2 separate regions of the Mus musculus genome follow, and region 1 is linked to region 2. The links are chromatin loops, found by intact Hi-C in ENCODE. Cell type or tissue: heart. All regions are shown on one strand. Each heading gives the region's core, and the rest is flanking DNA. Links, peaks and the distances in the headings are about the cores only. Region 1 has its middle 39 kb from the start of Ncr1. Region 2 holds the start of D030047H15Rik (RIKEN cDNA D030047H15 gene).

Evidence for each region. Peaks named below come from ENCODE experiments on the same cell type or tissue, not always from the same donor. Only the 100,000 strongest peaks of a DNase experiment are listed, where the experiment ranks them.
Region 1: a loop joins it to region 2, with 1.9 times the contacts of the local background. A loop is called at or near these places in 4 of 42 quality-filtered maps.

Annotation. Positions count from the first base shown.
Region 1 is chr7:4,290,670-4,306,891 of GRCm38, forward strand. No RefSeq gene overlaps it. Among named protein-coding and RNA genes, the nearest start is that of Ncr1, 39 kb to the right of the region's middle. In heart, for the core only: a CTCF peak has its summit at 6,708 (motif pointing right); no DNase peak of the experiment used is centred there.
Region 2 is chr7:4,121,655-4,137,876 of GRCm38, forward strand. Ttyh1 (tweety family member 1) reads left to right here. Exons shown (of 14, transcript NM_021324.6): 2 at 823-1,001; 3 at 2,966-3,077; 4 at 3,869-4,089; 5 at 6,516-6,611; 6 at 7,647-7,719; 7 at 8,004-8,079; 8 at 8,927-8,982; 9 at 9,143-9,235; 10 at 9,637-9,729; 11 at 11,421-11,563; 12 at 11,703-11,748; 13 at 12,009-12,084; 14 at 12,212-13,753. The coding sequence ends at 12,047. It overlaps D030047H15Rik (RIKEN cDNA D030047H15 gene), which reads right to left and starts at 15,272. Exons shown (of 3, transcript NR_033548.1): 1 at 14,907-15,272; 2 at 10,752-10,937; 3 at 4,686-6,669. Leng8 (leukocyte receptor cluster (LRC) member 8) reads left to right here and starts at 15,826. Exons shown (of 16, transcript NM_001374609.1): 1 at 15,826-15,965. In heart, for the core only: a CTCF peak has its summit at 9,686 (motif pointing right); a DNase peak (open chromatin) is centred at 9,567.

The DNA of each region.
Region 1 (16,222 bases), core at 5,634-8,133, 170 kb after region 2:
ATCCTGTTGTAGCGTCGTTCTTCCTGGCCAGTTGAGCACGCGCAAGAATGTCCTCTACCATCATCATGAGATATGCTTTTAAATCCGGGTCTAGCTTTTTGGGTGTGTTCGTGTGCCCTGGACTGGGCGAAGTGGGAGTCCTGGGTTCTGATGATGGTGAGTGGTCTTGGTTTCTGTTAGTAAGATTCTTACATTTACCTTTCACCATCTGGTAATCTCTGAAGTTAGTTGTTATAGTTGTCTCTGTTTAGAGATTGTTCCTCTGGTGATTCTGTTACCCTCTATCAGCAGACCTGGGAGACTAGCTCTCTCCTCTGAGTTTCAGTGATCAGAGCAGTCTCTGCAGGCAAGATCTCCTCTTATAGGGAAGGTGCACAGATATCTGGCACTTGGACCTCCTTCTGGCCAAAGATGAAGGCCCAAAACAGAACCTTTCCCAGAAGCTGTGTTGCTTTGGCCTGTCACAGAAACTGTTAGCGTCTGTAGTCCGCACTCTCACCTGTGCAGACTACTTTCGGCGGAGTCTCAGAACCAAGAAGTCTTCCACCGATCCTGAGGCAAAGTCCTCCCGTGCCGGGCAGACACCTGTCCTCTGGCTGGGAAGGTGGCCGGATGTCTGGAGCCCGAAAAGGGTGCTGCCTCAGAAGCTCTGTGGTTCCCACCTGTCCCAGAAGCTGTTAGCTTCTGTAGTGCACACTCTTACCTGTGCAGACTACTTTCTGCAGAGTCCCCTTCTTTGTCTTTTAAGAAGCTAGTTTTAAAGTTCCACAATACGTTGTCCTTGAGAATTAATAATTTGTTGACAAAACATCTCATACTTGACTGTTATAGTCAGTACTAATGTAACATGGGTTGTGACTAATTGCACTGTCAATAGTTACTCTTGAAGAGCGGTTGTAACCAGAAAACTTGAAAAGTTATTAATAGTCACATGTGTATTATTTATTCAGAAATAAGAGCATTCATTTACAGTAATTTATTAACCATAAGTCCTCAAGAATTAACACCATTATGTGGAAATAGATAGAATCTGAGGACACCAAGAGCAAAAACTTTTTTTTACAATTTGAGATGCACATTTTCCAAGAATACCAAAATATTATCTTAAACCATAACTGTTTTGAATATATAAAGAATGAGATTATATGTCCAATCCATCTTATATGTAGGACTTATAGACTGCCTGAGATATAAATCCAGCATTTTTACTTATGAGTTGTATATGCATAAGCAATTGAAAAATTGAGAATAGCATCCGAGGGATGAACAATCTTAAGCAATTGTGAGCTCTAAGATATAATATTGACTATTAATATACAAATTAAGGTTTGATTGTTCAGCATTTTAAAACACCATCCACAGCACACAACTTAATTATTTGTGCTGAAGCAGGAGGAAGCTCAAAAGAATAAGCACGTGATCCAATTCACATCTACTTATTTTCCATAGAGGGGTTGTTTTTAAACACAGTAACTGGGATGCATGCATGCAAGAACTTATAGAAGATACAAAAGCATGCATAAAAACAATTTTAACTTATCTATTATTATTTAAAATGATGGTATGCAATAGGTCAATTATTAATATTCTGTAATAACCAATTTAATTGTTGTTTTGAATATGAAACAGACACTTAGTTAGGTTCTTAAGACACAATTTTTGTTATAGTTATCCAAAACTATATGAATTTATCTTATAATTCTTTGTTAGCACCACAGTGGCTTAATAGGATGCTGAAACTGTGCTTTGAGGTGAATGCCACCTCGGCCTCACCCTTGAGAGGCATTAGCTAATAAAATACTTTCCACTTAGAAAACAATATACACTGAAAGATTCAAACTCTTAGCTTTCTTGATTACAGCTCACTAGAAGCAAACCCATTACAATTTATCCAGATGCAAAAGAAAAAACAAACTTTTAAATCTATAATAACTTTACATAAAGTAGGCAGATCAAATTGCAATGTCCTGATAAATTCTACAGCCTGATTAACCTTTTTTATAAACTTAGAATTTATTTAGAACAACATCTGGAAAGGTGCTCTTATAGCTAAAAAGAATTCTCTCCTGAAGGCAGGGAGGGGGGGGGGTTCTCAGAACTTCCCTAGTCACAGTTTGCGAAACAAAAGAAATGCCACATAAACCTCACTGAGGCTGCTCAGAGCTGAGCTCCGTGTCTACACAAGCGCAAACATTTCTCAATCCGAGCACTCTGCCAGAGTTCTGGCCCAAAGATTATCCCTATTTTGAAGTATCTTTAAAGACCTGTTTTCCGGGGTTCACTCCTGCCACATTTTGTTTAGAATGACTCCAACTCTGAGTTACCAGTTTTAAGCTAACTTTCTGTTACAAGCAAAAGGCTGCCTGCCCGTTAAGTGCAGCATTTGCAATCAGCTCCCAGCAGGGCTTTTCCAGTCACACTAGCACTTCTCTAAATTTCCACATAGCTCTAAACACATACACAAAAAACAAAACAGAAACCAACGGATCCAAACACATGCGACCCTTTCTCATCCTCCACAAGCAGGCAAAAGAATTAGAAGGGTAAGCTTCCATTTCATAAACAAAACTTGGTCCCTCTGACCAATCTCTGGAGACTGCCAGACATCTCTGGCTCTCCCCACTCCCTAGGGCATCCCCTGGGTAGGCAGCAGTCTTCCTAGCACATCTGCTGACCACAGTCCTCCAGTCCTTACAGCCCAGAGGGACAGCTGCAAATACCAAACCTGCGTTTCAGAAAAACCCATCGTCTATAAACACCAGAGAAACCAAACTCAGGCGAATCCAACCTCAGACTGCGCCATGCTTCAGAGACAAGGGAGGAAACACAGACAACAAACCAACACAACGAGCATATATTCGTTTCAGGAAACATAAGACAGACACTCAGAGCAAAGACACCGGCTGGCATGCACACAAGAGAGGATTCCCCGATTTTCTCTCTGTCCCTGGGAGAATTTCAAAATCCACTTTCCTCCCACCTGATGCAGTTTCCAACTGCAGCCATCTGCCTGTTACATTGATTTACACCCTTTTATTTCTCTCAATTAAAAAGCAGCTTCTGGAAGCTGTGGTCGACTGCCTGCCTGTTGAGTTCCTAGTTCTCGATAATTCACTGCTGAACCTAAGTGAATCCAGTGCACAGGTTTAGCGCTGTTCCAGCTTAGCCCTTACTGCACCCTTAGCAACCTTTTCCCTGTTGCTTCGCGCCCCTGTACGAAATTTCTTTAATTCTTTTCTTCTTCCATGGACCTCCAAGCCAGCAGTGTTTCTTCCAGTGTCTTCTGCCATTCCCAGGTCCCTCATTGGTTCGCCAAATTGTTGGGGCAGGTCTGCGGTTCTCATGTCTGGGTTCCAGCGTGGGAGGCAACCTGGAGCTGAAAGAAAGGGAAACTAGGTAGACAAGAGAGAGATGGGCCAAGACAGGATTCTGATCAAGGCTCAAATTTTTAATGGTGGACACACTTTATAAAGGAGGAGGAAAGCCCATTCCCTCCAATTCATCCTTGGAGCCCAGCTGCAGGTGACCACGAGTAGGATCAGATGTAGTCTCTGAAATAGCTAGGCTGACTCCCAGCATGTAGCAGCAGCGACAGAGGCTAAACAAGAGTGATCTAGGGAGGCAGGCTCCAGCCTAGATAATCTCCTTAGTGGCAACAAAGTCGAGGTCTGGTTCAGTGAGCTTCAGGTTGTTACATGTCCTTATTACCAGTTGGGACATCTTCCGGGTATATATGCTCAGGAGAGATATTGCTGGATCTTCTGGTAATACTATGTCCAATTTTCTTAGTCGCCAGACTGATTTCCAGAGTGGTTGTACAAGCTTGCAATCCCATCAACAATGGAGGAGTGTTCCTCTTTCTCCACATCCTCACCAGCATCTGCTGTCACCTGAATTTTTGATCTTAGCCATTCTGACTGGTATGAGGTGGAATCTCAGGGTTGCTTTGACTTGCATTTCCCTGATGATTAAGGATGCTGAACATTTTTTCAGGTGCTTCTCAGCCATTCGCTATTCCTCAGTTGAGAATTCTTTGTTTAGCTCTGTGCCCCACTTTTTAATAGGGTTATTTGATTTTCTGGAGTCCAGCTTCTTGAGTTCTTTGCATATATTGGATATTAGTCCCCTATTTGATTTAGGATTGGTAAAGATCATTTCCCAATCTGTTGGTGGCCCTTTTGTCTTATTGACAGTGTCTTTTGCCTTACAGAAGCTTTGCAATTTAATGAGCATTGCATTTGTTGATTCTTGATCTTACAGCACAAGCCATTGCTGTTCTATTCAGGAATTTTTCCCCAGTGCCCATATCTTCAATGTTTTCCCCCACTTTCTCCTCTATAAGTTTCAATGTCTCTAGTTTTATGTGGAGTTCCTTGATCCACTTAGACTTGAGCTTAGTACAAGGATATAAGGATGTATCAATTCACATTCTTCTACATGATAACTGCCAGTTAAGCCAGCACCATTTGTTGAAAATGCTGTCTTTTTTCCACTGGATGGTTTTAGCTCCCTTGTCAAAGATCAAGTGACCATAGGTGTGTGGGTTCATTTCTGGGTCTTCAATCCTATTCCATTGATCTACCTGTCTGTCGCTTTACCAGTACCATGCAGTTTTTATCACAATTGCTCTGTAGTGCAGCTTTAGGTCAGGCATGGTGATACCCCCAGAGGTTCTTTTATTGTTGAGAATAGTTTTTGAAGCTGGAAAGAACCCAGATGTCCCTCAACAGAGGAATGGATACAGAAAATGTGGTACATTTACACAATTTACTCAGCTATTAAAAACAATGAATTTATGAAATTCTTAGACAAATGGAGGGTATCATTCTTACTGAGGTAATCCAATCACAAAAGAACTCACGTGATATGCACTCACTGTTAAGTGGATATTAGCCCAGAAACTTAGAATACTCAAGATACAATTTGCAAAACACATGAAACTCAAGAAGAAGGAAGAAGTGTGGATACTTCATTCCTTCTTAGAATAGGGAACAAAATACCCATGTAAGGAGTTACAGAGACAAAGTTTGGAGATGAGATGGACGGAAAGACTATGCAGAGACTGCCCCATTTGGGGATCCATACCATAATCAACCACCAAATGCAGACACAATTGCATATAGCAAGATTTTGCTGAAAGGACCCTGATATAGCTGTCTCTTGTGAGGCTATGCCAGTGCCTGGCAAATACAGAAGTGGATGCTCACAGTCATCTATTGGATGGCACACAGGGCCCCCAATGGAGGAGCTAGAGAAAGTACCCAAGGAGCTGAAGGGGTCTGTAACCCTATAGGAGGGACAGCAATACGAACTAACCAGTAACCCCTTAGCTCATGTCTCAAGCTGCATATGTAGCAGAAGATGGCCTAATCAGCCATCATTGGGAGGAGAGGCCCTTGGTCTTGCAAAGATTATATGCCCCAATACAGAGGAATATCAGAGCCAGGAAGCAGGAGTGGGTGGATTGGAGTGCAGGGTGGGGGGAGGGTATAAGGGAATTTTGGGATATCATTTGAATTGTAAATGAGGAAAATATCTAATAAAAATTGAATAAATACTGTGTTTCTAGGATAGTAGAAAGAACTGAGGTACCAATAAAAGCCAAATCTTTGTATATAAATGTTATTAATGAATTAAAAAGATAGTTATATAGAAAACTCTATAATTTTTGCTCATGTACATTGGGATTACTTCAGGTGCACTGCCCTACAACTTTCCTGTTTGCCAATAATATTAAAGTATTATTTTTAATAAATTAGCATCCGAAGATAAAAAAAAAATCATTGTTTTCAATAGCTGAGTAGTACTCCATTGTGTAAATGTACCACATTTTCTGCATCCATTCCTCTGTTGAGGGACACCCAGATCATTTTCTTACAAAGAGCAAAATCAATAATGTGTTGGCACACATGTCAGCCTCAAGTCCAAGTGATGACCATGATCTATCATGGTTAGAAATATAGATTTAAAAGACACTGTATACCCAGGAGGAACTTAGAAAATATTGGTGGGCACATGATCCAAATAAATACTAACTGATTTCTATAGCCTCATGAACTTCACAGGACCCTGGTAACCACTATTAAGATCTCTATTCTCAGGGACTTCTCATGGTCTTGTATAGATAGCACTGGAGATTTGTACTTGTTGAGTGAGGAACAGTAAATTCCTACTCAAAATACCCAGGTACAGAGTGGATGTCAGGGTAGTCACACAGAGAGACCAAGCACATAGATTTTGCCCAATACTAAAGGCAGGTGAGGACCTAAAGACTCCTACTTCCCACCATTAGCATGACCTGAGTAGTAACAGGAGTAGTTCTCAGCTGGTTGGGCACTGATGGACACACAAGATTAGCTTGCTAATCTAAGCTAATAGCCTCTATCCAGCTATGTGCTTATTGACTGTGGTGAATGAAGCATTGACTATGAATGCAATATCATGAGACAAGGATGATGGACCAGTGTATACCAAAAGTTCTTAGGCAGCTGTTGTTGTTCCTCCTCTTCCTCTTCTTTCGTCCTCCCCCTCTTCTTCTTCCTCCCTCCTCCTCTTCTTCTTCTTCCTCCTCCTCTTCTTTTTTTAAAAGCAGGGACCATGTTGCTACTGCTGTGATTCAACATCTGATCTACCACAGAAGGCAAATTGGATGCCATGTGATGAGACAAGTCACCTGAGGCAAGTTCATCACATGTAGCTCGTCCTACCAGTAGAGGGCAGTACTTGTTTCTTCTGAGACTTATACCCTGGGGAGGGCAGTGTGTAGGATGTAGCTCAGATAGAGCACCTGTTCAGCACTCAGGAGGGGTTGGGCTCAAACAGAGGGAATATCCCATCACTTATTCTCAAGGCCAGGGAAATCAGATAACCATGGAAAGATGATAGATACTGTGACATAGTGGGGTGACTGGTCATAGGCATATATACAATGAAGGGTGTTGTTGGACCTGATAGATTATGGGACTATTCCATTTCAAATGGATGTAGTGAAAAGTTTGGGATATATTGTGCAGTGTGAATTTTCCTGTTATACTCAATGTATAAAAATGATGTATATAGAGAAATACAGGTTATAGATATAGGCTATAAAAATTACTTGATATTGATACAATGTGCTACTGCTCTCTTTTGATCAGTAAAATTTGTGGAATCAGGAGCCAAAGTGGAGAATAATAGGTGCCCTCTGACAATCATGTGACACAAAGGAAAGGTTTATTTCCAGTGATTTCGCTTATATATGATGCCGTGGTAGAGAATCTTCTTAGACAGGAATCTTTTATTAGTGAACACGATAAGGAGATATTCTTAATCACTGGGTTTAGTGGTGCAAGCTTGTAATCCTAGCCCTCAGGAGGCAGAAGCAGGAGGATTGACAAATGTTACAGGCCAGCCTGGTATATATTGAATTCCCAGCCAACCAGAGTTAGTTATTTAGAGATCCAGTTTCAGAACGGAGGTGTGGTGATGGTGGTGGTGGTGGTGGTGGTGGTGGTAGAGGAGGAGGAGGAGGAGGGCTGATTAGAAATAGTGGTACACACTTGTAACTCCAGCATTTGAGAAGCTGAGACAATAGGATTGTACATTTGAGTCCAGAGTTGTATACATAACCAGATGATATCCCAAACATCCTAAACAAGGGTTTGGGTTTTGAGATAGTGTACTGCTCGTTCAGAGGACCCAAGCTCAGATTCCAACAAGTATGTCAGACTTATCACAACTGCCTGTAACTCTAGCGCCACACCATGCATAGCATCAGGTACTTGAACTCAAGTGCACATATCCCTCCCACCCCTCCACACACATGCATGTGAGTGCATGCACACACACGCACACAGGTGTGCATGCACGTGCACACACACACACAAATAAATAAAAGCAAACCTTCAAAAGTACTAAAAAAAAAGAAGTAGGAAATACCTCAAATAAAAACTGAAGCATAAACTTAAGAGAATTAGAAAAAGAACAAAGTAAGTCTCTACTTACCACATTTAATTTGTAGTGTGTGTATACATGGATGTTTCTGTGTGCACAACCACATGAAAAAGCTGGGTGTTCTGTCCTACCATTCCCTGTATTACTCCCTTGAGATCAGGTTTCTTACTGAAGTTAGAACTAGGCTGGAAACCTCAATACTCTTTCCATCTGTATTCTAAACAGCACTACAGTGTCTAGCTTTCTACATGAACTCTTGGGCTTCAAACTCAGACCTGCATGCTTGTGCAATAAGTACTCTCACAACTCATGTACACAGCACCCTAAATTAATTTTTAATCCTACAAATACCACTTACTGTTTTGCACCACCATAAACATCTACCTACTTCAATTCTAGCTCCTGCTTCTTCTCTGACATACTGTGAACTGTCCATTTCTGTCTCCCTCTCCTGCTCCTGACTTTCCACATGGGCTGACCTGGGCATCAGTTCTGACTGCGCATCCTCGAATGATGGCATCTTATCTTCCAAATGCATCAGCTGCTCAGGGTTGTACCTGGCAGGGATGGCTGCAGTGTGGTACATTCCCATTTGAATCAGATGCCCATGGATAACAAACTGGAGTAAATCTGCTTTATACAAATACAAGGGAGGCAACTCAGTGGGCAATGAGCTGAAACATTCCAGTGACCATCTAAAACAGGGGGATTGGAATCACAGATACCTGTCTTTGCCAGGATTACTGACTCTACTTCCACCACATGGAGAGAAACCTCTGCAAATCCTACATTCACCGAACTCCCAGATCTGCTCTGTGTTTTGTGAAAGGGATCTTTCTTCATTCAGGGATAATTTGTTTCTCTTTTTCTTTCCCTGATCACGATGACTTGCAGATTTCATACATGTCATATATAATGCACTGACTATAAATTCTCAGAGTAGATAGAGACACACACAGTCAGTCTGCACCTGCATTATGAAACACCATAAACATCTCATGTTTCAAAAACTTGTATCCTGGACTGCGAATCAGTGATGACTGAATTTCTGAACAACTCAGACACCATAACACCATGGCCAATCTAAGGATTGAAGTGCTCACAAATTACTTCACATGAGGAACCTCAGAGATGACATGGGGAGTGAGGAATATTGATATTGAAGAGAATATCATACCCGATCCCACTACAAGAAATTCTTTCCCAGAAAACATAAACAGCAAGGAGGCAAGGACAGCTCTCATGGTTGTTTTCAGAGAAATGGAAGTAGATGATGTTGCTAAGGAAAGAGGTAGTTCCATGCAGGGGACTGTTCTTTAGATAACCCCCACCCACCCACCCAGAACTATGAAAACTGTTGTTTCCTCCTCCAGCTCTCTGTGTCCTTCTCTGTACTCATTCCTAGGATGTGAGCTAAAGTCAGGAACTCAGTGTGTCTCTGCTACTTGTGTTTGCCCTACATCACTGACCTGGATATTCATGAAGTATCTCCAGAGTAATTAGACAAATGGCCATGATGAGGACCTTACAGTGGAGTGAAGACAGATGGGTGGAAAGACTGAAGAACATCACATGGTACAACTGGACAGGTTAAGGACCACCTCCCAGCCATCTTCAACTGGAAGTGGTCAGTAAATGAAGGGAGGGACCAGTTTTGTGGGCTGTTGCTTGTTGGCCCTCACTGCATTGAGGGCACATCAGGCAGAAGTGAATGGTATTGGGGGAGATGACCTTTGTGTGAGAAGTGACCTCAGAGTTTGGAGTCTATCCACATCAAAGTGACAGGAAGGTGAAAGCCAGCTGTTCTCATTTCCCTTTTCTGTGGGGATGCTGACCTTTGAACAAACTGATGGGAAGTGATTATCCCCCAGTGGCCCACATACCCTGTCTGTGTAGCATGTTTATAAGCTCAGTTGGACCTACTTTGAAGATATACCATGATCTTCACTTCCACAGCCATGCTCTGTTTGGGTGAGATATGAAGAGGGTTAGGATATACTATTGTCTTGGAGAGGCTTGGCCCTATAGTCCAGCATGGACTGAACTACAGCAAAGTCCAGGGGACTCAGGAAGCTGTGGGGATGGGACAGCTGCTCAGTGAGGGATGAACTCACACATAACTCCCTTTCAGGACTGACTCTGAGACTCTGGTCTCCAGTGCTGGCAGGTGAGTGCTTCCTGGTGTCCTAGGTCTTTACACCTCATTTGGAAGCAGAAGATGCCTAATGTGAGGAGACATCAAGGGCTCAGAAGTATCATGTATATAAAAAGAGAAGCCTAGAAACTCTGGTGCAAACAGACTCCAATGGAGGCTGGGAACACAGCTAAATTCCTTTATTGTACAGTAGCATTGAGCGTTACATGTTATTATAAAACTTATGGGCTGGTGAGATGGCTCAGTGGGTTAGAGCACCCGACTGCTCTTCCGAAGGTCCAGAGTTCAAATCCCAGCAACCACATGGTGGCTCACAACCATCCGTAACAAGATCTGACTCCCTCTTCTGGAGTGTCTGAAGACAGCTACAGTGTACTTACATATAATAAATAAATAAATCTTTAAAAAAAAAAAAAAAAAACTTATGACAGTTTATGAGAGCACAATGACTCTCCTGAAGCTGCTGGTGGTGTGTATGATCATATTGAAGATCTCCAGTCTCGGCCTCTAATCTTAGGAAAAGGGTGTCTCTCCTCTCTCAGCCTATCATTGTGAGAGAGTGTAGAAGCTGTGAGTTCATTAACACATTCTCTCTTTCTCTCCTAGGAAATCCCTACAGCAAACCTAGATTGTCAGTTCTGGACAGCCCCATTGTGAATGCAGGAATGTGACCTTTCCGTGTATTTCATGGCAGAAATACCATGGGTTTATTTTGACCAAGGAAGAAGAACCCAAGTACTCCAGAACCCTGGACTCACAGTATATTTTCACTGGGCATTTGCAAGCCATTTTTCTGTGGGTCCTATGACCCCACCCCCCCCCCAGCAACAGTGGGACATTCAGATTTTATGGCTACTACAAAAGAAATCTGCAGAAGTTGTCCATGCCCAGTGACCCTCTGGAAATACACATATCAGGTGATGCAGTCCCATCAATGTCTGAATCATTTGCTGAGACCCTAAACTATACACCTTGAGCTCTGCTGTCAAGGCTATGGGTAGCTAAGTGCTGGTTCTGGCTCTGAAGTTAGACTCTCAGAGTGTGAAGGGCAGTCACACTTCCAGGACAGGATGGGAGCGGCAGATTGTTTGGCAGGAATCAACTCAATCCTCAGGTCATAGTCCTTCCAGTGCTGGCTAGGAATCACCGTCTCCTACGAGAACTTGACCTTCCTGGGTTCCTTGGACATTTTCTATGATGGAACTGTTCTGTCCCATGAAGTGGCATGCGGATTTAACTGCCAGCCCAACGCTGGGTTCTCTTAGGTTGATTTCCCCTCAACCTTTTAGCTGCCTGATAGGGAAGTGTTACAATAGTTCAGGTTCACATGGCCTTTCCCCTATGTAGTCAGCTCAAGTAACCCACTGGGATTTCTGATTGCAGCTAAAGAGCTCACCAGGTTCAGTCAGGTACCCAAATCCTGCACATACTCTGTGGAGAGAGCCAAAGAGGTGACGGCTGTGGTAAGGGATGGGACTCCCAGGGAGCTAGAGAGATGAAGATCTGGGAGGGAATGAAATGAAAATGTCAGAGAAAAATAAATAGAGACAAAGTCTTCAGTCTTTAGCCGTGGCTAGGTCCCAGGTCAGAACAAAGGCAAGTCTTCCCCCAGCCTCCCCGCTAGGTCCCAGGTCAGAACAAAGGCAAGTCTTCCCCCAGCCTCCCCGCTAGGTCCCAGGTCAGAACAAAGGCAAGTCTTCCCCCAGCCTCCCCTTTTCCTTTCAGGAGAGAGCTCTGTCATATCATGCCCTCAGAAAATCAAATGACACTGCTGTGCCAGTCATGGAGCCTGTTTAAAGGAGAAAGTCGATGTTCTCCCATGTCTAAGATCTGAAACCATAGCTCAACCCAAACAGACAGGATTCTCTGTGAATGCTATGAACTCAGTACAGGGGAACGCCAGGGCCAAAAAGTGGGAATGGGTGGGAAGGGGAGTGGGGGGGAGGGTATGGGGAACTTTTGGGATAGCATTGGAAATGTAATTGAGGAAAATACGTAATAAAAAATATATATTAAAAAAAGAAGAGAGAGGTCTATGAAATATTATGGAACAAATGTAGATGCTTCAAGTGAGAGAAGACTTTGACAAACAGCATTTTGGAAGCACAGACAGGGTATCTTAGAGCCCAATGTTAAGATTGGGTTTCTTGAATGATATCAGCAAGAGGTATAGAAAGTGAAGACAAGGTAGTTGGATATAAAAATGATTAAAATACATATACAAATAAGAAGATGCCACGAGACACATTATGTTGTACTACATTAGTATATATTAGTAATATATGCTTATAAAAAGAGTGAACCTTTTGTTGATTAGAAATTGTGAGATGCTCAACATGGTTACAGCTCCTAGTTGGTCTACAAAGTACAGCTTGTAAGGAGCAAAATGAAATAAAGATCCATGGACTAAGCAATAGAGTTTTATTTATTTCCAGTGGGCATTAAGGACCATAAGACTGTTCAGTGAAAAAAAACCAGCCAAATTCAGATCAACATTGAAGTTATAGGGTTGTCACAAAGTTAGAAACCTCTGTCTTCAGATTCTATTGCTGTTTCCATGAATCTGATAGAATTTGCTTTTAAAATGGCATGTGGTCTTCCCAAAAAACTTCCTTGTATCTTTATTTTAGCACTCATGAGATACAGACAATCTTTGATCTTAGCCTATCCTTTCCTGACTTCCATGTACACACTAGTTTCTTGCAGAAATCCTTGGAAGTGATCAATTCTTGTTTGAAGATTATCTAATCAAATTCTGTTTATTTCACATCCTCCGTTCTTTTCATTCAGGGTCTTAGAAAGACACAAATGTTGACTGCTGTTGTGTGCACATATCCTTGAAGAGTATAAGGGAATGTAGACTTTATTATGGAAAGTGTGGGCCAGAAAGATCTGTCTATTCAGCATTTTTTACTTTAGACTCCTATTCCATGGTGGCAGCATTTTGAATACAGAAGCACTAAAAAATCACCCAGAAAAGCCTTTCTGCACTCTAATTTAAAATATCAATGGAATGATGAGATATATGGTAAAACCCAAGGTTGCTCAATTTCCACAAAGCAGGGTCAGGTGTTTACCTCTGTGTTGAGAGCCCCATTCTACCCATGCTCTACCCTAGTACCCTTTCTTCAGCACTCCCCTCTCTGTGTTTCTCTGTCCCTCATAAAACCTTTTCCTAGAAATTGGTATGTTCTAGAAATATGAAGGTGTTGGGAGCCATTAAGGCAACGCTATTGTCCTGATCTCTGAATTGGGCCTCTCCCCCCAAGAAGAAAAAAGGGGTCAAAAGCGGGCCACCGACACATGGATTCCGAGAACTACGGGATGTTCCAGCCCTAGGTCATCACGGATGTCCTGACCACACCCTGATACCACCAAGTTCCTGCTTCCCCGTGTAACTGCCTAAGAATGTGCATTTCTATTGCCCCCCCTCCCATAAGTACTTCTCCTTTTACTTGTATTGCCCTACCCCTCCCACTGATAAGTATCTGTACTTCCCCCTTTGCTTGTGCATTTAAACCTTGGACCTTTCTCAATACATAGGGGTCTTGATACAACTTCAGAACGGTTTCCGTGTCGTTATTCGTACAAGACCCTCGTCTCTCTCTACCCCCCATTTGGTTATTAGGAGGAGGTCCCCTCGAGATCCTCGAATAACTGGACCTGCTGGACGGGTCAAGTGGCGCCCGACGTGGGGCACGAGGTACGACTGCCCTCCGGACAACGGATTAAGGATTAAAGAGGTACCGCACAGACAGAGAAACAGTGGGACAGTCCACCGACACTTCACTCGAGTGTCGAGTACGGACGTCGGGAGGTAAGCCTAGGCATTCAGTTGTTGTCCCATTAACCATGGGGCATTTAGTGAAGAGATAAAGAGTTCTCTTAAGGAGAGAGGGATAAGAGTTTTTTAAAAAAGGGGAATTTAATAATATATTTTTGTTTTGTTGACAAGAGATGTCCATGGCTGGTATTAAATGGTTCTAAAACTTAGAATAAAATAGGCAAAGAAATCAATAGTTTAATAAAACAAGGAGAAGATGTCCATGAGTCCTTTTTTAGTTATTGGGGAATCATCAGAGATCTCCTTGAGCAGGCAGAAAAGGGCGGTAAAGGTGCTCGCCTCCTAGCCCTTACTGAAGATTTTTTAGAAAGCTCCCAATCGCCATCTCACAAAAGCAAAACTAAGCTGCCGGCGCACAGTATCTCTATTAGAAGGTTTAGCAGAGGGCTACTTGATACCCAATAAATGGAATAAAGTTATTCAGTCTGTCCTCACTAGAGGCCAATATTTAACTTGAAAGTCAGAGTTTGTGAAAGACAGCCTCCTGGACTGCTTACAAAATCTGTGGTTAAGGCAATTTCGCTGCAGACATAAAACAATTAGGGCTCTCCCCTGTTGTCCTCGCCCAGACAGCACAAGCGGCCCTGAGAGCTTGACGCGCTGTCCCTGCAGCAAGGGCACTAACTATGCCCCTAACCAAGATTATACAAGGGCCCCAAGAGTCCTATGTGCAGTTTGTTGCCAGATTGCAGGAAGCAGCTGAGAGAATTTTGAGACCTGAGGAAAGTGAGGGTCTGTTAGTTCGACAACTTGCTCTTGAAAACGCCAATTCAGCATGTAGGGCTGCCCTGAGAGGTAAAACCAAGAGTTTAGATATAAATGGTATGATCAAGCTTTGTAATGAGGTAGATGTGTTTTCTCAACAAGTTTCTAAGTCTATTAACCTGGCCATTGGGACTGCTCTAACTCCAGCTCCAAGATTGGTGCCGAGCCCCATTGGCCCAAGTTAGAAGTAGACATCTGTGTCCTCACATTGGGTGCAGATGCCTCCTGGGGCACCCCTGATTATTATATGCCTCAATTAACAGCAGTTAACACAGGTGAATTTGGGCCCCCTCCTCAAAAGACGTTTTTTCTCATCATCGGCCGAGTGTCCAGACTTTTACAAGGCCTAATGGTGACTCCTATAGTGGTTAACACCGACTACCATGGGGAGATAAAAATCTTAGTCTCCGCCATGCAGGGACCACTTACCCTTAGGGCTGGAGAGCGCATAGCCCAAACCTTACCACTCCCACTATTCGGCCATTGCCCTTATTTGAAAGAGGAGCAAGGACCATCCTCTCTGGGATCCTCGGAAGTCTACTGGGCACAGAAAATAACCGATTCACGGCCCATGCTGACTTTGTTTCTAGAGGACAAACAGTTTCAAGGGCTCCTGGATACCAGGGCAGATGCGACAGTAATTTCCTCAACACATTGGCCTGCAGCCTGGCCCTTACAGCCCACGAAGGGATGGTGTAATCCACTGATCATAAAATTTACTGCTAAGAGGAGAAACTTAGAGGCTTGAGAAAGTTCTCGCCCTCTCACCTGGGGCCTAAGATTGTATCAAGATAACTATGACAATGGCCTGACCTTTAAGGTTCCGCTTCTAACAATCATAAAGCATCCATAGGACTTCCAGGTACCCGCCCCCCTGTTCCTGCCCCAGGGTGTGCTACGACCCTGTTTCAGCCCACTCTCCCTGCGGGGAGGCCCCCCTCTTCCACTGATTTACTGTGGTCTATATTAAATGCTTCTGCTTTAGCCTTGTTGTATAAGACACAAAGAGATAATGCGTCAGAATCTGAAGATTGTTGGATGTGCTTTTCTGCTTCCCCGCCCTTTTATGAGGGCATAGCCTTATTTGAAAATTTTACCCTGCTTTCAGATGCTAGGCAGCTTCCCCTTGAGTCAGTTCAGCTTACCTTGACAGAACTCTCTGGGGTAAGAAGTTGTGTGTTGGGCCCAGGCATGCTTCGAGGCCCTTGCTAGAGATTTGCAATAACACATTTAGAGTAAATAAAAATGGGTTTTAAAGAGACTTCGTAAAGGTCAAAAAATTCATAGATTAGGTTTTATTGGAAGTTAAGAAATAATTTCCTAAAACATATATAATTCATTTTGTCAATGGTGTTTTTGTTGGTTGCAGAAAATAGAGAGCGTTTTTACAGATGGCTATAAATTATTTAACTAAGTGTGGACTAATAATGACTTCAAAAAAGATTTAGCATGGTAAACTTTTAGGCTATTTGAGACATTTAGTGTATAGAGATTGTGTGTTTTCTCAAAAATTTGCCCTCAGATTA
Region 2 (16,222 bases), core at 8,406-10,905:
AGTTTATCTGAAGCATGGCCTCACTCTCTAGTCGGGGCTGGCTGGAGTTTGTGTATTGATTGGTCTAGCCTGAAAGTGTGGCCGTTTTCTCACCTCAGCTGCCAGAATGCTGGGGTTACAGGCATGCACTATCACACCTAGATCAGAGCCGCCCTGTTCCACAAGGTGTTTCGAGCTGTAAACATCCCTTCTGCCTACCTTTCCTTTCCTCTACCCTGTGGGTCTCGCTACACATTCCGCCCTGTCTGCTTTTTCTATAGTTCTGTATATGCCCCTCTTTGTCTCTTCATCTCTGTCTGTCTCTCTCCTCGATCTCTGATTTAATCCTTCTGATGTTTTGTGTGTCTTATCTCCATATCTCTCTCTTGTTTCCTTGGCTGCCTCTTTCTGTCTGCATCGTCATCTCTTTTGCTCATCAGTCTCCCTTCCCTATCTCCATCCCTGGGCCTTGACTCTCTCTCTCTCTCTCTCTCTCTCTCTCTCTCTCTCACACACACACACACACACACACACACACACACACACACACACACACGCTGTCACAGCATCCCTGTTTCCATCCCCAGCCCTGGGGTGACAAACTCAGTTGCAGTGGGTGTGTGAGCTCAGTAGCAGGAGGGAGAGAGGGGTAAAGGAGGCTGCCTCTCCTGTTCTCCCGAAATACAGACACGGGGGCCTTCCTGCCCCTTATTCCCATACAGTTCAGAGAGCAGCAGCAAGTCCTTGGGGCATGTTTCATTTCAATTGCCATGCAGCTGAGAAGGAACTTCTTGTCTGGGACATGGAAGTGCCCTCTGAGGCTTCTCAACACCTCTTCCTCAGGCCCTGCTGCTGGTGGCAGCCTTGGCTGGGCTTGGTTTAGGCCTGAGCCTCATCTTCATCGCTGTCTACCTCATCCGCTTCTGCTGCTGCAGGCCTCCAGAACCCCATGGGGCCAAGAGTCCCCCACCCGGAGGAGGTTGCGTCACCTGGAGCTGCATTGCTGCCCTTCTCGTGGGCTGGTAATGGGGCCCCAGGGTGGGTGGGGGCGGGGACAGAGATTCCTATACTCGCTGTCTTTTTCTAGAGACCTTGGGGGTATGAGCCCAGAGTTAGGAGGGAGAACCGCTAGGCACTAAGAGTGCCTGCCTGCCCTGTGAGTGGGGGATAGAGAGGTTTGAGGGGTGTGAAGCAGCCTGCCTGGGAGGAGAAAAGAAAGCCTACTAGGCTTGGAGATCTCAGTGGTTCTCTCATTGGCCCGCGGTTCTATCTAGAGGCGTGAGATACTCTCTAGACTTCAGTTTCTCCATCTATAGCGCGTGGTTTGCGGCACTACGCATACCCTAGTTACAGTGAGAATAGACTAGAGAGTGCACAGTGCCTGGATGTCCCCTATGAGTGTTAACACTGATCAAACTCATTCATTCGCTCACTCATCAACTCATCAGTTCAACAACTGAACATAACTACTCTGTGCCAGGCACTGAACACGCCACAGAAAGCACTCTGTGATTTCAGCCAGAGTGCCAATCAGGGAAACAGACCGTAGAGGGTCACCACCAGTAGCACCCACTCAGCCCACACTAAAGCTGGGTCTGGGTCCTTCTCGTGATGAGAGCTGGGCTCAAGATTGCCACACCTGGTCCTGAATGAGGATCGTCAGGAAGGGAGAAACATGACTTTGCAAGCCTATATGGTTTAAGAGGCAAGCGGAGAGTCAGACTCATGGTATAAGAACCATCCAGGGCTCCCAATGTGCTTGCTCCCTAGGAGTTACCCCGAACTTGACACTGAGATTTCTGGCTCTGAGTCCAGCCCCTACCGGGTCATAGTTAGTTAAGGGGCTGAGACCTAGTGGGGACCTCATACATGGCCAGCAGGACTACTTTAGAAATCTGGTGTCCCCTCCAGCCAGCTGGGGGTTATGTCCTGGAGCACTCTCACCCCAGTCTGGGCTGTGGGCCACTCTTCCTCATTGTAGGAAGAAGAGGGTGTGTGTTTGGGAGTATATGGGGGTTGGGCGCCCTATAGCCAAGATTTTTTTTCTCATCAGGCTCTCCAGAATGGGGGTGGATGGGGGTGGGATGTTGAAAAAGGCCCAGTGGGGGTGAGGCACAGCCCCAGCCCCCTCAGAGCCTAGGAACAAGAGGAGCTTTGTAGGGTCCTGAACAATGGGGCAAGGGCAGTAGGCTCCCATCCAAGGGATGAGGTGGGGCCTGTGTAGCCCAAGGCTGGGAACTGTGAGGGCATCAGGCTCTCGCCCCCTCCAGTGTGGAGTACAGACTAATGGAGGAAAGTGGGTCCCCATATTCAAGCTCCACAATGGAGTCTGTGTGTTGGCTGGGCAGAGACAGGGCCCAGCTCTTGGCCTGGCCTCTCCAGCCCTCCCTCCCACATTCTCTCAGTCTCTTCCAGCTGGCTGGATGCCTGGATCCCTGGGCATCATAGGGGAAGGCTTAGAGCTCTGGGCACAATGTCTTTTACAAAAGAATAGGGTCTAGGGCATTTAGGAGGAAGGGGTAAGGAACACCTGGGCTAGAAGAGACAGCACTTGGCCTAATGATTCCTAAGACAAGGCTGTAAATGCTGAATGTCTTTGCAAAGGATGTGGGAGTTGTTTGTGAGCTGATCACTATTAGGACTGATTGATAACCTTTAATCCAGGGCTAGCTAGGCAAAAACCAGGGTTCCACTCTGGGGAGGTGTGAGTTAAATCTGGGGGCTCTGTCTTTTCCACCACTCCACCCACCATTAGCATCACAATGACGTCTCTCCAGCAGGGGGAGTGAGGTCTTCAGGTTACCTTGGCAACTGGTGGAGGCAAACCTCGTGCTGTTCTTTTTCCCACGGAGGATGAACCAATAGGGTGGATGCAGAGATCAGATAGGCAAATGAAGAAGCTGGGAGGATGGGTATGTGTGTAGAGGCATGGTGACACCCTCCAGGGTCTGAGACTGGTTGGTATTTCTTCTTCCTTTCCCTTCAGTGCCGGCATTGGCATTGGTTTCTATGGTAACAGCGAGACCAGCGATGGGGTGTCCCAGCTCAGCTCAGCACTGCTGCACGCCAACCACACGCTCAGCACCATCGATGACGTGGTGAGAGAGCCAGCCACTGACCAGACTGCAGACTCATGCCCCAGTTGGTCTTCATATGGGAATGTGGTCCCCCACTGGAGACCAAAAGCAGCCAAATCAAAGCAGATTTCAGACCAAAAACTTAATCCCCGAATGCAGAGCTGCAGACTCAGACCTGCAGACATTGGGCCATATGTTCAACCCCAACCCTGCAAACCGGAGCTGGATCCGCATTCAGACTGAAGACTCACATCCAGCCCCAGGCCTGCACTGCGGGTTACAGTCCAAGCATTAAGGAAACCAGCTCCTGCCCTCAGGCCAGATCCAAAGCTACAGACCCTGTCCTTGGCTCAGATGCAAGTTCAGGAACTCCCCGCCCCCCACCCCACTGTGAGCTTTTATGTACCCAGGATTCCAGAGCTCAGGGCTAAGGTGCAGCCCACTTCCAACCTTGAACTTCAGTACCTACTAGTCAGACTTCAGACCCCAACCTCAAAAAGGCAGATGCAGATTTCAGACCTTAGGTCCCCCAACCCCTTCCATTTTGACCTAATTTCAACTCTGGGATTAGAATCTTTACCTTAGGCTCAAGCCCCCTGACCAACTAGAGCTCCTGACAAGATCTGGGAACCTCCCACCTTCACTCACGGTCTCCTCAGTCTCCAGAAGCCCCAGACTCCAGATCTCAGGCACCTGGCGCTCCTTAATCCTGCTTCACCACCCCCTGCCCCACCCCAGACTTTATCCCTCGTCCACAACCCTAGGCTTCCGGTAACCACCACCCCAGAGGTGAGACAATGTCATCTCCCCAGGTGCTGGAAACGGTGGAGAGGCTGGGTGAGGCAGTGAAGACGGAGCTGACCACCCTGGAGGAAGTGCTGTCAGTCCGCATGGAGCTGGTGGCTGCCACCAGGGGAGCCCGAAGGCAGGCTGAAGCTGCTGCTCAGTACCTGCAAGGACTGGCCTTCTGGCAAGGAGTGTCCCTGAGCCCCGTACAGGTGGCTGAAGATGTGACTTTCGTGGAGGAGTACAGGTGGGAGAAGGATTTCCCTATTTATTTTTTAAGCACTGCGGTCTCTAGATCCTGAGGGATGTGGGTTAGTATCTGAACAGTTTAATTTGTCCCACTGGTTGAATGAGAAGCTACTGGCTGGCTCCTGGTGGGTGGAGACAGGATGCTGCCCATCATCCTATAGGCCAGCCCCTCTGTGATTGTAAAGCAAGGCTGATATACTCAGCAATGACCAAGTAGTTGAGGGCCCACCCTCATAGTTACATACCCTGTCACGACCACTCTTTCATTCATTTACTCACTCAGCCATTCCTTAAATGATTCATTCAGCAGGTACATCACCATTCCACACAGTTGCTCCTGGACTAACCCTAGTAGTAATCCTACCTGCTAGATGATTCTGGGGGCACCTGTGTTCATCGTGCAACTCGTCTGGTGAGAGACGGTGTGCACGGGATTGGGGACCTCCGCTTCAGGAGGCCACTCTGTATTTGTAGGTCCTTAAACGAGTTTCTTTCCATCCCTGCGTTTCAGTGTTCCCACTTTAGAGTCCTGTCATGCATAGCTCAAAATGGATTGTGGAGAGTTAGTTAATAACAATGACAGATGAGACAATGCCAGGAAAATACAGATATATCAAGCAGTGTGGATAACACAGGAAATCCCGCGTAGGAGTGGGTCTTCTCAGCTGGGAGAGCAATATAAAATAGGCCCACAAAGCCAGGCCTGGGAATATAGGCCTGTAATCTCAACTGCTCCAGAGACTCAGTAAAAGGATTGAAAACTCAAGCCCTGTTTGGGCTACAGATCTCAAGGCCAGGATGAATAACTTAGTGAGACATTGTCTCCAAATAAAATGTAAAAAGGCTGAGGATGTGATAATGGAAGAACACTTGCCTCGAATCTGCTGATAAAGGATTGAGAATGTGACTTAGTGGTAAAACATCTGCCTAGAATCCCCCCAGTGAAGGGTTGGGGTGTGGCTCACTTACCTAGAATCCACTACTGAAGAGCTGGGAATATGATTCGAGGATAGAGTTGCCTACCTAGCCTGTGTGAGGCTCTATGTTCATAGTAGCATCAAAAGGGAGAGGGGAGGCCTGGAGAGATGGTTCCGTGGTTAAGAGCACTTGCTGTGCTATGCATGGAGAGGACCTAGGTTCAGTTCCCAGCACTCATATGGCGGCTCACAACTATCTGTAAGTCCAGTTCCGTGGGATCCAAGACTTTCTTCTCCCCTCTGCAGACACCAGGCATGCATTTGGCAGACATACACACATGTAAGCAAAACACTTGTACATATAAAAATAAAAATATTTTTTAAAAGCAAACACATTTCCTATAAGGTGGATAATGAGTGCTTTGGAGCAAATTAAATAGGAAGGGGCTTGTCTGAGGACAGGCAGGCAGCTTGTGTCAGGGTGTTTAGAAGGGCCATACTAAAGGGTGGTACTTGAGGGGACCGGACAAGCTATGCAGCCCTCTGGGGCAGCCATCCATCTCAGCAGCCAGTCTTCACCTACTTAGAGTTATTTCATCCCTGCTTGCTTGGAGCTGATACTCCTGAATCTCCTATTCCCAAGCAGGAGGCCATGCTCCTTGGTACAAGCACCCTGGGGCTGAAACAATCCCTGCTGCGGATGCGTGGTGGGGCACCAAGTCAGTGGGAGGCAGGAAGGTTCACTGTCATGGTTCCTAGGAGCCCGGGAGCCCGGGAGCTTGGACAGGGAGGTAGTGGCGGCTGTGAACGTGATCCTAAGAAGATGCTCTGGAAAAGTGTCTGACATTAGAGAGGCCACGGAGGTGAGCCTGGCAGTGTGGTCAGGGACAGGGACTCAGGGTGCAAACCACAGCTCCATGGGAACTGCTGAGAATGACACTACTGCTGAGCATTTGCGGTGTGCCAAGCACTGAATTTGGGACCTTCCAAGCATCCTTCCCTGTAGTCCTGGTGCGTTACTTACTTAAGTAAATATTATGTAGCATTCAAAGCCCCCTGGATAGTGATTTATAACATTAACTATATCCACAAGCCCATTCATTTACCTCGCAACAGATTTTGAGGTTGATCCTATTATGCCTTCATGTTACTGGTAGGGAAACTGAGGCAAACAGGTTACATGGCTAACTGAGTAGTTGAGACCTATGCACCATACCTCTGAAATATTCAATTAGGTCACAGGTGACTGACACCCTAACAGTTGGGGAATCCGATTCAGAGGCTGACAACTGTGCCCATAAGCACAGAACTTGTATGTGAAGTGGTCAGGGTAGTTACCAGGTGCTTCAGTTCCACACCCATGCTGCAGAGCGCTCCAGGGTCTTGTGAAACCATGTACCATGTCACCGGGCAGCAGGGAGGTCACAGGACCAGATTGGGTTGGGGTGACTTGGGGGTGCTGATAGCCTCCTGAGGCTCACTGTCTTCTTGGTCCTTCTTCCTGCAGGTGGCTGGCCTATGTCCTCCTGCTGCTCTTGGTGCTTCTGGTTTGTCTCTTCACCCTCCTGGGCCTGGCAAAGCAGAGCAAATGGCTGGTGGTTGTGTGAGTGGAGCGAATTGGTCAGGGGAGGGAAACAGGCGGGTTTCCAGCAAGCAACATGCTAAAGTCAGGAGAAAAATAGAGATTGCATTTGCTATAAAGGGCTCGGGAGGGTGTGCTTTTGTCTCTGACATGCCACACGTGCGTTCTTCTTTGGTCGCCACAACAAACCCATGGAGGAAGTGCCACCAGGTCCCCTGTATGGCAGGTGGGGGATCCGAAATAATGTACAGGCACATAGGACCTATGCTCTTAGTGCACAGTTCTGTGTGCCAGACGCAGCCCTTAGGACTTGGACCCAGTGTGACTAGGTTACTTGTTCAGGACCACACAGTCAGGGAGTACTGTGATAGGTCTTAAGTTCAGCTGCCCATCTTTGGAAGAACCCATGCCCCTTCTGCCTTGGTGCCCACTGTGTTTGGAATCCCCCTGAGAAAGATGTCCAGCTACTGCATCAAGGCCTGGACACTGATAAAAACACACTGTGCTGATCAAGTATATGAATTGGTCTTCCAGTTTATAAGAGCTGTCAACCTCTCCTATCACTCCATGACTCAGAATTATTCCACCTGTCACAGCCCTGGATATAAGCCAAGCCAAGCTCTGAATTTCAGATATCAACTCCGTAGCAATCCCCACACTTTACAGCTTGGAGGTGGAGAGAGTGGAGAGAGACTAGCTAAATAAAATGGGCTGTGGATGGGCCTGGCAGCTGCCTCAGAACCTACTAGACCCTGTGCACTTAATTTCCAGGAAATTCAGCCCAGGCGTGGACAGCTGCTTCCTAGTCTCCAGGAACAGTTAGGATAGAGGCTAGTGACCTGGCAGCCGCGACCTTTTCCTTTTCCAACTGAACAGATGTTGTCTTTGACGTCAGTCAGTCATGGGCCATACCCCGCCCTTTACTCCTGTGCCTCTGACTCTAATCCTTTAGACTACAGAGGTTGGTGGGTATTGGGGAGGGCTGTGATTGGATATAGGGTGTAGAAAAAGGCAAAGCTGATCAAGTCCTGAGTTCAGCCGCCTCCCCCCTTCTAGGATGACTGCCATGAGTCTCCTGGTGCTTGTCCTGAGCTGGGGTTCTATGGGCCTAGAGGCTGCCACAGCTGTGGTGAGTATGGGGCTCTGGATTCAGGAGTTCTGATTCTGGGGTGAGTGTGATCTGATTAATGCCATACACACTAAGGTGGAGGGGGTCATGACCACAGTTCTGAGGTCTTAGCCTTAATTGCTGGATCCTGAGAGCAGAGGCTGGTGCCTAGACTCGCAGTCTGAGGAAAGCTGAAGTCTGGACCCCTGGGTCTGAGGGAGGAGGGTTAGGGCCTGGACTTCTGAGTTCTGTGGAAATATGAAATTGGACATTCTGATCTGACCCCTCCCTGCTTCCTTCATCAGGGCCTCAGTGACTTCTGCTCCAACCCAGACACCTATGTGCTGAACCTGACCCAGGAGGAGACAGGGCTCAGCTCAGGTGACCCCACAAATCCCTGATGCCTTCAGCACTCCCTCCTATCCCCCAAGGCCCAGTGTGTTGTAGGGTAGAGAGCAGCAGCATCTTCCAATCCAGGCAGGATGGGAAAGGGGCAAAATGCCTGTGGGTGTGATAGACACAGGGAAGTGGGCCCTGGGCCTCCGTGGTCACAGGGTTGGACTGGAGGACAACAAGGAAGCATAATTAGGTCAGCTGGACCTGCTTCCAGATATGGCTGAAGCAGAAGGGATGAACGTCTAGGGTGTGATATTGCCCACCTATAATCCCAGCAATTAGGAGGTTGAAGTGTGAGTTCATGGGCACTCTGGGTTATCTAGACCTGGTCACACCTTGTTCTGAAGCAAAACCAAACAAAAAACAAAAAACAAAACGAATGGAATTAAGGGTGTCCCTCCATTGGTAAAGTGCTTGTCAAAGCTGTAAGTTTGATCCCTAGCAACACATAAAGTTTGCCTTGTGCCCAGCACTCAGGAAGTAAGATCAGAAGCCTTCAAGGTCATCCATAGCTACATAGAGAATTCAAGGCAAATCTGGGATACATGAGACTGTCTCAAAACATCCTCCTCCTCAAGGAGAGGAGGAGGGATGGAAAGGAAAAGGGAGAGGGAAGAGGAGGACGGGAGAGAGGAGGGGAGAAAGGGAGGGAGGGAGGAGAGGAAGGAAGGGGAACAGAAGGAGGGAGAGAGAAAGGAACGAGGGGGAAGAGAGGGAGGAAAAGAAATGGATGGGAGAGTGGAATGTCCCCCGGGCTTTGGCCCTCCAGATTTGCCCAGGGAGAGCCTGGGTCCAGGGTTATAGCCTGCTCCTTTCTCTCCCTCCACTTCAGACATCCTCAGCTATTATTTCCTGTGCAACCAGGCGGTCTCCAACCCCTTCCAACAGGTTAGGAATGTGGGCAAAAGACATGGGTGTTGAGGAGATGGCTAATGTGGACTCTCAAGGGCGTATGCTGGGCTACCAGGGGCTCCAGGGTTCCATGGGGGGTGGAGGGTGCCAAGGCCACACCTTGACCCGAGTCCTCCTTTCTCTTATCTTCCTGCAGAGGCTGACGCTGTCCCAGCGTGCTCTAGCCAGCATCCACTCTCAGCTGCAGGGCCTGGAGCGGGAAGCTATCCCTCAATTTTCTGCTGCACAGGTTAGGTCAATGAACTGCACCAGCCTGAGAGGAAAAAGGGCCGAACCTGATGAACCTGTGGGATGCCGCCTCCACTCATGTAAAGGGGCAGATTGACTGAGTCAGATAGCCTTGTGGAGCTGGCCCTTCTCCAAGTAGGCGGGATTTCACGTTGTGTGCAAATCTATGGAAAGGGGTGAGGCAATAGAGCCGAGCTGGTCTCTGGGAGAGAGCCTACAGGAAGGGGTTGCAGCAAGAAAAATCCACATTTCTCTTGGTGCTGGGCCAACAGTGGAGGTGAGAGGCTCTAGGGTGTGACTAAGGGCTGGTCCCTTTGGGAAGTGGGGTCCTTGGGTTGAGGGGGGGGGGCTATTTTACTGGGTCGCATAAAGACTGGTTAACTGTGTCCTCTCCCACTACAGAAGCCCTTGTTATCCTTGGAGGAGACACTGAATGTGACAGAAAGAAGCTTCCACCAGTTGGTGGCGCTGCTGCACTGCCGCAGTCTGCACAAGGTAAGCTCTGGGTGTTTGCCAACCCTGTCTCTTTCTCCCCCTCCCCTTTGCTTTCTCTTCTCTTCCCCCTCCTCTCTTTCTCATACTCTCTCTCCCCCCTCCCGCCTTTGTCCCCCCCCCTCCCACCCCACCCCGTGTTCTTCATCTTCCACCCTCTCCTCTCGTAGAAAGCTGCTCAGCCTCTCAAGCCCTGGAATGAGAACCCAGGCAGCCCCCAGTTCCCTAGATTGAAAACTAGTCCAGATATCTCTTGCTATGAAAGGGGCAGGAAAAGGCGAGGGCGGCGGCAGGGCAGCCTGTGAGCCTACCGTGGGCTCAGCTGTGGTCTGTATGGCCCCGGGAGCAAGCCAGCATCTCTGACTGTTGTAAAGACTCTCACCCTTACAACACCGGGACTCCACCTGACCACTTTCCCTGGTTACATACCGTCTCCCACCATGATACTCTCCATGCACACAGGCTTTGCTATGATCCTGGCTCTACAGGATTCACTGGACACTGACCCCTCCATAACAAGATCAGTCAGTAGAGCATGAGACTCTTAATCTCAGGGTCGTGGGTTCGTGCCCCTATGTTGTGGGAAATATTAAAAAAATGAACCCACCACCCTTCCAGCCCTGCTGAACTGCCCTTCTATCTCCCTATCCTCACTTCCCACTGCATCGACTGCTCATACAGCCAACACTGCATCGGGCCCTAGCCCTTCTCACCTCTCACATGCATGCCCATCTTGCTCATTCCATCTGTCCAATAACAGCTGGTGATCCTTTCTGCACACAATCGGATCAGAGTCTTCATTTAAAACCCTTCCATGAGTCCCTCTCCACATGGATTAAAGCCGGGCTCGTGGCACTGACCTAGTAGGAACCTGTGTAGACAGCCTCGGCCTTGGTGTTTCTACTCCACATCAGGCCAACTACGTGCCTCTGACTAGAGCTGACCATCTGCCTGTCTCCTAGTGTTCTTCTCGCAAGGTCTCTGCTGGACAGTAGCCTAACATTTCCTGTCCTACAAGCTCTCACCTCTCCAAAGTGGCTGCCTGGGTCCCATGCATTGAAGGTTGCCAGTGCTGGTGGCATGCCCGGAGCAAAGGCAGATTAGTCCATCCTGGTAGAATATTGGCTGTGACACTTGGCATTCAGGTTACAGAGGTTCTGCTGGCCTCCAGAATGGTGGTCACAATAGCCGGTCCTTTCTGCATGTCTCTCCTATGGATGCCCAAACCTAAGTGTTATGTAAGCCAGCAATCTGTGGGACCCAGGGGGCATCTGACAATGTGTGGGGATGTGACTGTCACAAGTGCAGAAACAGATGCTGCTGGCATCCCCACCAGTCAATAGCACGTGGGTAGAACAAGGATAGGCAGGGTTGTTGCCAGTGGGAATGACAGCGTAGAGGCTTGCCCACTGAAGATGCTGGGAGAGCAGCTCTCTAGATGCTGAGTGGAGATGCTAGGCCACTTTGCATATGGGAGTGGGGAACTGAGATAAAATAGGAGTGGGTTGGAAGGCTGCAGCTCAGCAAAGGCACAAGCTGAACACATAGATGACTTTCCATGTTCAGAACAGCTCCCTGACAAGAGACTACACTTGCGCACAGAGAGTCTGGGTGACAGCCAGGTAAATGGATGGTTGGACCTGTGTATGAAGTGTACATGTGCATACCCTGAGCCTCCTCACCCTCTGCCTCAGGACTATGGCTCAGCACTCCGAGGCCTGTGTGAAGATGCCCTAGAGGGCCTACTGTTCCTGATGCTCTTTTCTCTCCTGTCTGCGGGGGCCCTAGCCACCACTCTGTGCAGCCTGCCCCGCGCCTGGGCCCTCTTCCCACCCAGGTCAGCAGGGGAGAGAGGGCAGGCTCCCCAGGGAGGGGACAGGAGGCAGTACCCAGGGCCACTGGTGGGGATGGGGCAGCCTCCTGACTCGTTTCCATCCTGCTTCTCTGCCACTCCCCACATCCCCATCACACTTCAGTGATGACTACGATGACACAGATGACGATGACCCTTTCAACCCTCAGGTATCCTGGTGTGAAGGGAGGAGGCCTGGGGCCTGAGCTCCTGGGTCTCTTGGAAGGGGAAATGAGTATTGCATTCTCGGGTCTGAGAAGAAGAGAAATGAGACTGGACCTCTGGGTCTGAGGTCCTAGGGGAACAGGGATGAGTCTTGGCCATGAGGGAGGAGGCTGGGGTCTGGAAGCCTGGGCCCGAGGGAGGAGAGAAGGGCCCCCACGTACACAACAGATTCTGAGTGTCTTTCCTGCCCTGGTTATCCTGCCAGGAATCCAAACGCTTTGTGCAGTGGCAGTCTTCCATCTGAGCCTCCCCTCCAGTCTGGAGCCTGCCTCTCCTCTATGGTAACCTTCAATGTGTACAGTTGGGTCTTGGCTCTCCCCTACAGTAGTTGTAGCTCTCTTATGTTGGGTGGATGTCCATGGGAGGGTCTCCAGTGAATATCAGCTCTTCATTTCTCCCTCTCTCTAGCTCCTTTCCTGGCTGCTGGAGAAGGCCCCACTAACCTGACCTTGACTGGGCTCTGACCACTAACACTGCTGGCTATGGACATCTCACTTAGGATGGCAACCTGCTCTGGCCCTAACACCCACCCCCCCATCCCCATTTCTCCTTAGCACAGGGGATTGCTGAGGTGGCACAACAGGGACCAGGGGTGGCTGGGAAGGGGGCTGACCTATACAGCCTGGTGTTCCTCACCTCTGGCTGCCAGTCCTGTCCTTGGAGGGATGAAGCTGGAGGCAGGTACAGGCACGTCCCTGTTTCCTGCCATACCCCAGCGATCTCAACCTATGGCACTAACTTGGAAGAGGGCTGATTTGAAATAAAAGGGAAGGCTTTATTTTACAAGCAGCTAGGTCCTTCTTATCCACCCCAACTACTGAGAGAAGGAAGTCCTGACTGGGCTAGGGACACTCCTCCTCTGGTGGTTGAAAGGCAACTCTCCTCTTGTCCAGGCTCAGCACTGCATTGCTTCTATAAGTAACATGTGAATCCTGACAAGGGGGAAGAAGCAGATACCGGAAGAGAATAAGCCTAGCACTAAATCTAAACAGGCGTGCAGCCACAGGAACAGTCAAGCTTCCAGTCCCGTGGAATGTACAAAGCCTGCTGGGTTTAGGAAAGGCGTGGAATCAACTTGCTTCCTAGCAGCTCACACCCAGCACAAGACTCCAGAAAACCAACGCTTGTATCAGAATAGGGACAGAAGTCTTCGAAGAGAAAGTAGAATATTTGCTTGTAGTGCCACCAGGGTGATATGAAGGGGGAAGGTTTAAGGAAGATATTATAAATCCAGGCAGGAAAAGATGAGGCACTCAATAAGTTATCAAGTAAAAACAAACATGGCAGAGTCAAAAGGGAAATTTATTGTCTGGGGAACAATATGTATGTAGTTCTCATTTGTTTAAAAAACAAATAGCATACATGGCAAAGAAAAACGTGGTTAATACATAAACATAATTCAAAAAGCTTCTATTATCTAACAAAAAAGACCTCAATTTAATAATAAGTAACTGAGAAAAACAAAAACCCCAAAACAAATGGATAAAATTGTCTTTTTTGTCTTTGTTGTTGTTGTTTTGGAGACAGGGTTTCTCTGTGAAACAGCCCTGGGCTGTCCTGGAACTCTCTTTGTAGACCAGGCTGGCCTTGAACTCACAGAGAAGAGCCTGCCTCAGCCTCTGCCTCCCTAGTGAGGAGATTAACGGCGTGTGACGGCGTGTATCACCACACCCAACTAAAGTGTTCAAATTCTAATGATTAGCAAACACAATGTGCTACTTTCCCCTTTCGAGTACCTATTTGTTGTGGGATTTAGAGTGGAGTGTGGGCTGGTGCTGGTCTGGAGGCCCAGGGAACAGGTTCTCTAAATATGCTGCCCAGAGACTGTGAATCACCAGCTATGTGAAAATAATAATAAACAAAACAAATAAACAAACATAAATATGCTTACATGTGAGAGGATAAAAACTGCATCTCTTATCCTGGTAATCCTTTGAGGGACCAGCTTCCAGAAAGAAATAAACAAGCAACCCCTGGCTCAGTTAAACGCTGGAGACAAAACTAATCTGCCACAGTGGGACTCTTCCCAAAGACCAGCAGCTCTGTAGGGGAGATGGCAGAGCAGGGTCCTCAAGTGACTACAGAAGCACCAGGGGTATCCCTGGTTCTTGCACAATGCTGGTTTGGATTCCTATGGGTCCTAGTCCTGGCACCTCAGTGTTAATGTAAGCAAGTTATTTGACTCACTGAACCTCTTTTTTTGGTTTTTCAAGACAGGGTTTCTCTGTGTAGCCCTGGCTGTCCTGGAACTCACTCTGTAGACAAGGCTGGCCTCGAACTCAGAAACCCACCTGCCTCTTCCTCCCAAGTGCTGGGATTAAAGGCGTGGGCCACCACTGCCCAGTTTTTTTTTTTTTTTTTTTGTTGTTGTTGTTGTTGTTTTGGTTTGGTTTAGTTTGGTTTGGCTTTTTGTTTTGTTTTTTTGAACCTCAGTTGTGTGGTAAAGCAAATGGGCATCATAAACCCAATAAACAGCTCTTGACAGGATGGGTAAAAAAGCAAGACAAATGCAACATGATGCTCTGGGTTACGCTATGGCGCACCGGAAACATTAGTGAGAAAAAGCGCCCACATCTGCGGCTTAGTTCAGAATATTAGAGCAATGTCAATTTCTTACTTTTAACAAATGAATTTGAGGTGTGGAATCTAGCAATAGGGGAAACTGGGCATAGTGTGCCCAATTCCTGTATTACTTTTGTAATTTCTGTAAACTTAAAATTTATTCTAAAATAAAAGTTCATTATAAAAAAGAGATGGGAAGAAACCTACCAAGCTAACACTAGCAAATGATACAGAGTTATCCAAGTGTTGTTTAATTACCAAAAGTTGCTTGTACAATGTGAGACTGGAAACTGGTCAATTGATGAACAATAATTGATAAGAAGGTAGTCTTATCAATTATTTTAACGGGAGATCCCAAGTTGGGCTGCATAATTCAATCACTCCTACTGTAAACAGTGAGCTTTAAGTGGCGGCCCACACCTTAATCCCATTAAGAGGGAGGCGGGTTTCTGAGTTCCAGGGCCATCCTGATCCTAAAAGATACAGTTCTGCTAGCTGCCACTCCGAGCAGATCTCACCATCCCAACACCCTACAAGGTACCTTTCCAGCGTCACAGTCCAGTGGCTACTCCCATTCCTCAAGCGACGCGTTTCCCGCTTCCTTTGGTTCGCACTCGCTGTTCCCTACGCCAGGTGCGCCTTTCCAATTTTACTCACTAAATAAACCTTCCAAGGGAGGATTCACCTTATCCCATTTCCCTCCACCCGCTTATATATTCATTTATTTTAAATCGTCCTAGCGCAGTGCGCAGCCTCACAACTCCTGTCCCTATGCGTTACATCTGAGAGACTATTGACTGCTGAGTCAAAACTAAGCTGTTGTGAGCGCGCACGAGAGGCTGGGAGGTACTTGTCCCCACGGGGCCACCGTCTAGGGCCAGCTTCCGGCTTGCTGACAAACGCCAACACGCGACTGCGTTCGCGAGACGTGTGGTGGGCGGTTCAAGCCGAGCGGTGACGTCTATTGGCTGTGCGCGACACAGGGCGGGGACAGACGTCCGGGTAACGTCATCACGCCACGGTCAGGACGTTCGAGCCCCAGACTAGAGCCAGCCGGTGACTGAGCGCTGTCTTGGTTGTCTTGAAGCTGCCTTGGACCGCCGGTAACGAGTCCCGGGAGCGAGCGGTCCTAGTGAGTGTGGGTAGTAGTGGGAGGCCTGGCGGGCGAGCACAGGGACGCCTTCGGGCTCCGCGCTCCGCGAGCCCTGGCCTGTTTGGTAAGGCCAACCGACGCCGCGCCCTGCGTCTTTGAAGGGTGTGGCCGCCGGAGCGCCTCTGCGCATGCGCGCCGGGTGTACGCTGGGGGGGGGAGGGGGCGGCTCCCCTACGTGCGCGTGCGCGTCCGCGTCCGCTCTGCTACTGGCCCTGGGAACCCTGCGGTCCCTAGTGCCCTAGACGCACCCCTTGCGGGCTCCATTGACCCGCTGTTACGCTGGCCTTCCTGTTGCCTAGGGCAACCCAGAGAGGCCACCCTCGCAGCGTGGTGCGCAAGCGCGGCCCGGCCGGTGGCTGGTCGCGGGGGACAAGGGAGGTCGCTTGTGTTCAGGGCGGCCTCAACCTCCACCTAGCGTCGTGGACTCCATGCCTGCGGGACAGCCAGGTGCTTCTGAGCTTACAGTCCGTGTTGTTCTCGTCTGTAAATCAGACCCCTTACTCCTAATACCAGTTACGAACACGAGGCTCTCTTTTGTGCATCCCTAGTTAGGACCCCTTGATACCACCCAACGGATTGGGTTTTTTAAAGGCCTTTGAGACCTGTCAGTGCCCCTTAGGCTTCCTATAAGGGTTTCAGTTTCTCCAATAGGCTTCTTTTCTGTAAATCCTGTTGTTTGGACCGCTCCAGCCCTGTTGGCACGG